2 separate regions of the Homo sapiens genome follow, and region 2 is linked to region 1. A link is an interaction called in ENCODE POLR2A ChIA-PET data of the cell type or tissue named here. Cell type or tissue: B cell. All regions are shown on one strand. Links, peaks and the distances in the headings refer to the core of each region. The heading gives the core; the rest is flanking DNA.

Evidence for each region. ChIA-PET counts read pairs that join two places held together with the same protein. Peaks named below come from ENCODE experiments on the same cell type or tissue, not always from the same donor. Only the 100,000 strongest peaks of a DNase experiment are listed, where the experiment ranks them.
Region 2: POLR2A ChIA-PET joins it to region 1 with 7 read pairs; 8 of 35 experiments call an interaction of 5 or more read pairs at or near these places.

What each region holds. Positions count from the first base shown.
Region 1 is chr12:31,978,775-31,983,171 of GRCh38, reverse strand. It overlaps RESF1 (retroelement silencing factor 1), which reads right to left. Exons shown (of 6, transcript NM_018169.4): 4 at 1-2,294. The coding sequence starts at 2,216. Among named protein-coding and RNA genes, the nearest start is that of RESF1, 22 kb to the right of the region's middle. In B cell, for the core only: no CTCF peak of the experiment used is centred there; no DNase peak of the experiment used is centred there; H3K4me3 peaks cover 243 bases; H3K27ac peaks cover 1,787 bases.
Region 2 is chr12:31,869,023-31,873,419 of GRCh38, reverse strand. No RefSeq gene overlaps it. Among named protein-coding and RNA genes, the nearest start is that of LINC02422, 16 kb to the left of the region's middle. In B cell, for the core only: no CTCF peak of the experiment used is centred there; no DNase peak of the experiment used is centred there; H3K27ac peaks cover 2,223 bases.

The sequences.
Region 1 (4,397 bases), core at 82-4,081:
GACAAAGCTGTCTGCTGTGAGGGATTACTTATTTTATTCTGAGAATTTGAATTTCCCACAACTGAACAAGGACTCTTAACGTGGATGTTAGCAGGCTTTGAAATTCCAACTGCTGTTGTGTTTGTTCTGAGTTTATCACACTCCTTTTCTTTTGCAGTATCTGAAGGTTGCTTTTTCCACAGGGAAAGACAGGTTGCTAGCACTTCCATGGAACAGCTACTGTCACTTTTAGCAGGCATTCCTTTTGTTGAGGATTCTTGTCCACTGCAAAAGGAGTTGTCCAAAACCCTGCCACTTACATTAGAAGTACTTGGAGTTTCCATGTTCTTCAAATTCAGTTGGTTACCAGTCATTTGGGTATTTGGATTCATTTCACAACTGTCTGGTTTAGAATCCTGAATAGTTTGATTAGCATCTTTTAATACTGTCTTCTGAGTCTTACGTGCCTGTGAAAGCAAAGCGAGAAGTAGCATATTTTCATTTTGAATTTTTGATTTATATTCCTCAGTGGACATGGACTTGGGAACAGAAATTGTTTCACAAACTGCTGGTGAATTTTGCTCAACTTTGGTAACATTTTCTGATGAAAGCTGAGTATTCAATACTGCCTGGGTCATCTCAACAGCTGATGTCTTTGAAGTGAGAACTTTCACATCATGAGATGAGTCTGGCATTGGCCGCTTTTCAGAATAGACAGGATTTGGTAAAACAGAATCAACTTGGTTAAACCTTCTGCAATTGACTTCCTGAATGTCAGAATTCAACATACATTGAGTCTTATTTGTTTCTGCAGATTCCACTACTGTTGGTGTTTGTCTCTCTGCATTCTCTGGCATTACTGGAGTTATCTGGGGTCCAGACTGGATTTTGGCAGTTTGTTTTAGAGACAATTTAGAATTCTGAGCTGGTTCACTATAAGAAGTATTAGTCATTTTAATACAACCTGCTGCCATCAAAAGATCTTTATTGATTTTAATTTTCCTTGCAAGTTCTGAAAACTTCTGTTTTATCTCTACTAATGTTTTAATATCCCTTACTAGCTTTTCTTTTGCAACACTTGTGTCCAGTACTTGATTTGAAGTTGGATTGCAAGAATCCATTATTTTCTCTTCATTAGTTTGAGCAAGAGTCTGAACACCATCCACAGAAGATCTAATGGGACTGTTAAAAGGCTGTTTGCTGTTGGTATTTACTTTCAAGTTAGTGAAATTTCCAATTGTGCTGACATTTTCATTAGGGTTTTGCCACTGCTGTTGAAAGCTGGTCCTTATTTCAGATGACAGCATTTCTCGACTCTGAGGAACTTCCATAGACAAGTGTTTAGTAATATGCTGAGTACTTTGCAAAGGCTGGCTTCCATATCTACAGTTGTAAGGAGGAGGAGGAGGTCTTTTGTCAGTTTGCGTGGCATACTGCTGTGATGGTACAGCTGAGGTCTGCCTTGATGGTAAAGTTAATACAGAATTTAGAAGCTGACTATTTTTAACTTGCAATGATGTATGTGGTATAAAGTTTTGTTTTTGAATGGTAGAATCTGGTAAAAAGCTTTGTGGTGAGTAACGGTATAGCTTTGGAGGTGGTCTGTAATCTGGGTAAGTCAGTCCCTTAGATATACACTGTTGTGTCCAATCAACCTGTTGCTCTGAAAAAGACTGGTTAAGTCCCTGATTTCCTTGGTAAGCTACAGGAAGTCGTGTAGAATTAGAAGGGATCATCTGCATTTGCATAGAATAGGTATCTGATGTTATCAGTTGACTCTGTAGTGCCGGCATATTGGGTACGTTAGCTCCAAAATCAGTTTGATGAGATACAGTTGCCCCTATATGAGAATGCACAGGATTCCTCATTGGTGAGTTCAACCATACGTTTTGGGTAACTCCTGAAGACATCTGCAAATTGTGAGTTAGTTGTTTGGGTCCATTAACATTTGCATATGTTATTCTTTCTACTGAAGTGTGTGAGGCCACAACTGTCCCATTATGCATATCAGAAACAGAAATTTGTTGAGGATAATTTTGGATATTCAGCAGTGGCTGTGAAATTGGATTTGAATTACCGGGATACATGCATGCTTCTTGGTTACTTCCAGGATAGCTGAAAGAACTCTGAGATGTTGTGGTAATTTGGTTTATTAAAGACTGGTGCAAAAAAGGTGGCTGGCTTTTAGGATACAGTGGTGGTAATGTAGCACTCTTTGGTTTTTCATTCCAATTCATTGTCGGTTTGATATAGTAGCAGTGTATTACAAGTCAGTTATAAGTCAGTTACAAGTCAGTTGTCTGAATGTCAGGAATCTGTAAGAAATAAAGATATTTTATTAAAATGCTGTTTTGCCTAGATAGAATATCTAAGAAAATTAGTAGCTGACTGTCCATCCTAATTACTGAATCTTCAGAGCAGCCTCATCTTTAATTTGGGAAGAAGAGGAGCAATAGAGGATACAACAATAAATAAGGCAAGTGTCAATGAAATTTCTAACGTGTTTAACAGAAATTCATTCCACACAATGACAGCTAGCTTTTTGTTACATTTAAATGCCAATCACCTTCTGTTTTTACTTATTTTTAACAGACTTTCTTCTAAGTAATCCATGCTAACTGCATTTTTTAAAAAAGCTAACATGACAATAAAAATGAGAATTTAAAAAAAAAGGGAAGTTCAAACATATGGTTAAAAACATTCTCATTGTTCATTCGCAAAGTCTAAACTCCCCAGGGCTATTCAAGGTTACCTTAATGAACTCAGTAAATTTCTGGCATAAGGCCGGGTGCGGTGGCTCATGCCTGTAATCCTAGCACTTTGGGAGGCAGAGGCAGGTGGATCACCTGAGGCCAAGAGTTTGAGACCAGCCTGGCTAACATGCCAAACCCCATCTTTACTAAAAATACAAAAATTAGCGGGGTGTGGTGGTGCACACCTGTAATCCCAGCTACTCAGGAGGCTGATGCACAAGAATCACTTGAACCTGGGAGGTGGAGGATACAGTAAGCCAAGATCACACCACTGCACTCTAGTCTGGGTGACAGAGTGAAGACTCTGTTTCAAAAAAAAAAAAAAAAAAAAGGAAAAGAAAATTTCTGGCATAAGCAAACACTAATTCATAAATATCTTTTGTTATTCATAATGAACTCTGTATGCACATACCTGAGTCTATGCTACTAAGGTGACTTAAAGTGGGGGCCCCTAGATACCATCAGGATACAGCTGGTGGTCACCAGGAAAACCAAGTATTAGACGGTTGGAACTTTTAGTTCTAACCACTGACCTCCATAAAGTGGTGGGGGGAGCTGGAGATTGGACTCTATAAAAAGTCTTGGCTGGGTGTGGTGGCTCATGCCTGTAATCCCAGCAGTCTGTGAGGCTGAGGCAGGAAGATCTCTTGAGCCCAGGAGTTCAAGACCAGCCTGGGAAACATAGTGAAACCCTGTCTCTACTGAAAATTAAAAAAAAAAAAAAATTACCCCGTCATGGTGGTGCATGCCCGTAGTCCCAGCCACCTACTCAGAAAACAGAAGGCAGTGTAGGGAGGATCATCTGAGCCTGGGGGTTGAGGCTGCAGTGAGCCATGGTGGCACCACTCCACTCCAGCCTGGGTGACAGAGTAAGGCTGTTTTTTTTAAAAAACAAAACTCTTGAACATTGAGATGTGATGAGCCGAGCTTCTGGGCTGGTGAACAGAACACACTGAAGTGCTGGGAAGGTAGTGACCTCAGAGAAAGCATACCTTGTTTGCTTTATAGCCAGTTGGTCAGAAGTACAAACCTGGACTTGTGACTAGCTTCAAGTGGGGGCAGTCTTGTAGGACTGAGCCCTTTAACTTGTGGGTTCTGATGGTAACATCAGGTAGACAGTGTCAGAACTGAATCAAATCACAAGCCACCCAGTTGGTATGTGGAGAGAATTGGTCAGTTGGGAAAAAATTCCCACACATCTGGTGTCAGAAGTACTGTGGGGCCAGGTGCAGTGGCTCACGCCTGTAATCCCAGCATTTTGGGAGGCCAAGGTGGGCGGATCATGAGGTCAGGAGATCGAGACCATCCTGGCTAACACAGTGAAACCCCGTCTCTACTAAAAATACAAAAAATTAGCCAGGTGTGGTGGCAGGTGCCTGTAGTCCCAGCTACTCAGAAGGCTGAGGCAGGAGAATGGTGAGAACCCGGTAGGCGGAGCTTGCAGTGAGCCCAGATGGCGCCACTGCACTCCAGCCTGGGTGACAGAGCTAGACTCCGTTTCAAAAAAAAAAAAAAAAATCATGAGATCATTTCAAAAATCTAAGATAAGAATTTCTGACAAAATCAAATACTGCCGGGCACAGTGCCTCACACCTGTAATCCTGTAATCGCAGCACTTTGGGAGGCTGAGGCAGGGGTATCACGAGGTCAGGAGATGGAGACCAT
Region 2 (4,397 bases), core at 180-4,179, 110 kb after region 1:
GCAGATGGACGGTGGAACAGCACAGCAGGGAAAGAGAGAAGAGGAGAGACGTCTGGATGCCAAGAGGAGTTCAGCTGGGGGCGGTAGGAAAGGAGTCCAGCCGCTGGGCGGCCTGACTCCAGGGGAAGATCACCTTCCCATTCCATCCACCCACCGTCTGGCTCTCCATCCATCCCTCTGAAAGCCACCTCCACCACTCAATAAAACCTCGCATTCATCCTTTGAGTCCGTGTGTGACCTGATTTTTCCAGGACGCTGAACAAGAGCTCGGGATACAGCAAGCTATCATGTTGGCCCTCTGCCCTTGTGAAAAGGCAAAAGGTCCATTAAGCTGGTTAACATTCAAGCTGTCTTCGGGCGGCCAAGCTGAAAGCTTTGTAACGCTGGGGCTGCAGGCATCCACTCCTAGACACTACAGCCGGGCCAGACCCCAGAGCGCTCACCCCAGCCTCTGCACCTGCCTGTCTGCATGCTCTCTGTCTCACAAGGGGATTAAGCAGTGAGGCAACTGAACAGGTGAGCTACACTTCTGTTGCACGTCCTGCAAGGGGAATCAGGGAAGTATCCCATTTCCCTTCCTTTCACTGTCTTTATCTCAAAATAATCAATATGCCAAAGTGGCATGTTTGGAGTGGCATGTTTTGCTACTCTTCAGTTCACTTGAAGAATTCATTTGTGGGACTTAACCTTTAAGTTGCTTTTTTGTTTCCTTTTTTTCCTTCATTAAATGTCTCAGGAACAGTATAAAATATGATTTTCCTTCTCTCAACCTCCCAGCCCCATAACCTCCCATAGTCTAGCCTTTACATTCACCACCCTACTGAGATTCATCAGTTGAGCCTCACAGTGGCATTCTAATGAACAAATCCCATGGCTTTCTCAATTGCTCACAAATCCTCTTACGGCATTTGAGAGTATTGATCACTCCATACTTGACATATTATCTCTTCCTGGTTTTTCTGATATTCAAAGCCCTGGTTCTCACCTATCTGACCCTTCTGCTTCTCCTTCTGGGATATATGTATATATATTTTTAGATTAACTTTTTGAAGGCCAGGCATGGTGTCTCATGCCTGTAATCCCACCACTTTCAAAGGCCAAGGCAGGCAGATCACTTTGAGCTCAGGAGTTCCAAGACCAGCCTGTGCAACATGGTGAAGCCCTGTCTCTACAAAAAATACAAATATTAGCTGAGTGTCGTGGCGCACACGTATAGTCCCAGCTACTTGGGAGGCTATTGATATAGGAGTTAAAAAGAAATGATTTAGGCAGATAGTGAGGGTAAGAAAGTCCTCAGTAAGGTTTTCCTTTTAATGAAAAGCAGTCCCCAAGTCATTTCTTTTTGAAAAAGTCAGCCTGTAAAATTGAGCTGCAGACATAGATAAGCAAGCTGGAACCTTGCATGGGTGAATGCCGGCAGCTGTGACAATAGGAAAAGGTTACCTGGGGGCTAGGCATGTTCAACATGGCAGCTCCATCTTCCCTTTTCTTTGTCAACCACATGTCCAGTAAGGAACAGGCAACATGGCTCTGGCCAGGTAGAAAACCCATTTGCATAATAAAAGATTAAGGTGGGGTGGCCAGCTTCTTCGTGAGCTATGTAAACGTCACACCTGGTCTAACCAATCTTTGGGCCCTATGTAAATCAGACACTGCCTCCTCAAGCCAGTCTATAAAACCCGTGCACCTCACCATGGAACTGGAAGACCCACTCGGGCACCCCTCTCTCTGCAGGAGAGGGAGCTATTCTCTTTTCTCTTTCTTTTGCCTATTAAGCCTCTGCTCTTACTCATCTCTTGTGTGTCCGTGTCTTCGATTTCCTTGGTATGAGACAATGAACCTTGGGTATTTTCCCAGGCAAATGACACCACTTCACTGTGGTGGGAGGATCGCGGGAACCCGGGAAGTGGAGGTGGCAGTGAGCTGAAAATCATTATTTTCTATCTTCTTGGCTAGCTCTTCTTGTTTCTCTTGCCCTACCCTCCCATCTTCATTTCATCAGCCCCAGAGACTAAAAGAATTGGAAATAGACCCAGCCAAGTGGGCGCTGGGGGTGAAAGGGTGCTCAGTAAAGTTTTTGGTCTCTGGCAACAAGTGCGCCTCAGTGTACGTGGAATGATATGAGACCCACTGCAAAGACCTAGCATTGGTCGGGCCTGGTGGCTCACACCTGTAATCCCAGCACTTTGGGAGGCCGAGGCGGGAGGATCACTTGAGGTCAGAAGTTTGAGACCAGCCTGGCCAACATGGTGAAACCCTGTCTCTACTAAAAATACAAAAGTTATCTGGGTGTGGTAGTGCATGCCTATAATTCCAGTTACTCGGGAGGCTGAGGCAGAACCACTTGATCCCGGGAGGAGGAGGTTGCAGTGAGCCGAGATCGCACCACTGCACTCCAGCCTGGGCAACACAATGAGACTTTGTCTCAAAAAAAAAAAAAAAAAAAATGGCCAGGCGCGGTGGCTCACGCCTGTAATCCCAGCACTTTGGGAGGCGGAGGCGGGCAGATCACGAGGTCAGGAGATCGAGACCTTCCTGGCCAACACAGTGAAACCCCGTCTCTACTAAAAACACACAAAAAAATTAGCGGGGTGTGGTGGTGGGTGCCTGTAGTCCCAGTTACTTGGGAGGCTGAGGCAAGAGAATGGCGTGAACCCAGAAGGCAGAGCTTGCAGTGAGCCGAGATCACGCCACTGCCCTCCAGCCTGGGCAACAGAGCGAGACTCCGTCTCAAAAAAATAAATAAATAAAAATAAAATAGGCCAGGCGCAGTGGCTCACACCTGTAATCCCAGCACTTTGGGAGGCCGAGGCGGGCGGATCACGAGGTCAGGAGATCGAGACCATCCTGGCTAACACGGTGAAACCCCGTCTCTACTAAAAATACAAAAAATTAGCCAGGTGTGGTGGCGGGCACCTGTAGTCCCAGCTACTCAGGAGGCTGAGGCAGGAGAATGGCAAGAACCCGGGAGGCGGAGCTTGAAGTGAGCTGACATTGCGCCACTGGACTCCAGCCTGGGCGACAGATCAAGACTCCCTCTCAAAAAAAAATAATAAATAAAATAAAAGACCTAGCATTAAGAGCTCTCTTCAACAGACATACTGGTATGCAAGCAAAATTCTCCCAGAGATAGGAGTATCTAAGACAGGGCTAAGAAATGGGACAGTAGAAGGAATGGTCAATACTGCACAGTCTGTGTTCTGGAGAGGCTTGACAGTCTTATGGGAAGGAGAAGCTGAACAATGAAATTAGAGACTGTGATATTATGAAATATATATTTGGCCTTTGTCCTGTTTCCTGGCATAAGAACTCCTACAATCTGTGAAATCTGCAAAGTGAGAAATGTCTTTTTGTATGCTAATAAATTGACTTACGGCTGGCAGCCTCTAGGCTTCAGGATGGGGGCTGGTCACCTGAAAGACTAAGGTAGGATTTGCTGGTTCGAACTTTTAGCCCTACTCCTCAACCTCCTGGGAGGGGACAGGGGCTGAAGGTTAAGTTGATCACCAGTAGCCAATGGTTTAATCAATCATGCTTATGTAACAAAGACTCCATAAAAACCCCAAAAATCAGTGTTCAGAGGTTTTTCGGATGACTGAACACATGGAGATTCTTGGAGGGTGGTGTATTCAGAGAGGGCCTGGAAGCTCCATGCCCCTTCCCTCACCCCATGCCCTATGCATCTCTTCATCTGGTGTTCATCATTATTCTTCGTAATATCCTTTATAATAAACCAGTAAAGGTTAGTTAAGTGTTTTTCTGAGTTCTGTGAGCTGCTGTAGCAAATCCATCAAACCCAAGGAGGGGTTTTTGGGAAACCCGATGTATAGCTTGGTCAGTCAGAAGCACAGGTAAAACAACCTGGAGCTTGCAATTGGCATCTGAATGGAAAACAGGGCAGTCTCGGGAATTGAGTCCTCAACCTGTGGAATCTGATGCTATCTCCAGGTGGATAGTGTCAGAACTGAGCTGATTTAGAAGACACCCAACTGGTCAGGATTGATTGATTAGTTGCTGGTGAGAAGAAACCCCTACACATTTTGGTGATCAGAGGTCACAGGAGTCTTCTACGTTGATTGTTAGTGAGAGACTAGGAGAAACTCCTTTTTTTTTTTCTTTCCTATATTCTCAGAGATCCTAACCTGAGAGGAGAAATTTAAGTGCTGGAACACAAGGATTGCTACCAGCTGCTCCTGGGCAAATGGCCAAATTAACGTGCCAGGGATCTGACTGTGACCTTGCCTGTGTGTGTGTGTGTGTGTGTGTGTGTGTGTCCAAACTACTGGGGTTCCTAAGAGATAGCCACCTAGAAAACAAAAGCAAAGCAAGCAAAACCATAAATAATCAGTCTGGTCTGGTGGCTGGAGGGGACTAATGGGCAGTGATGTAAGAAACCC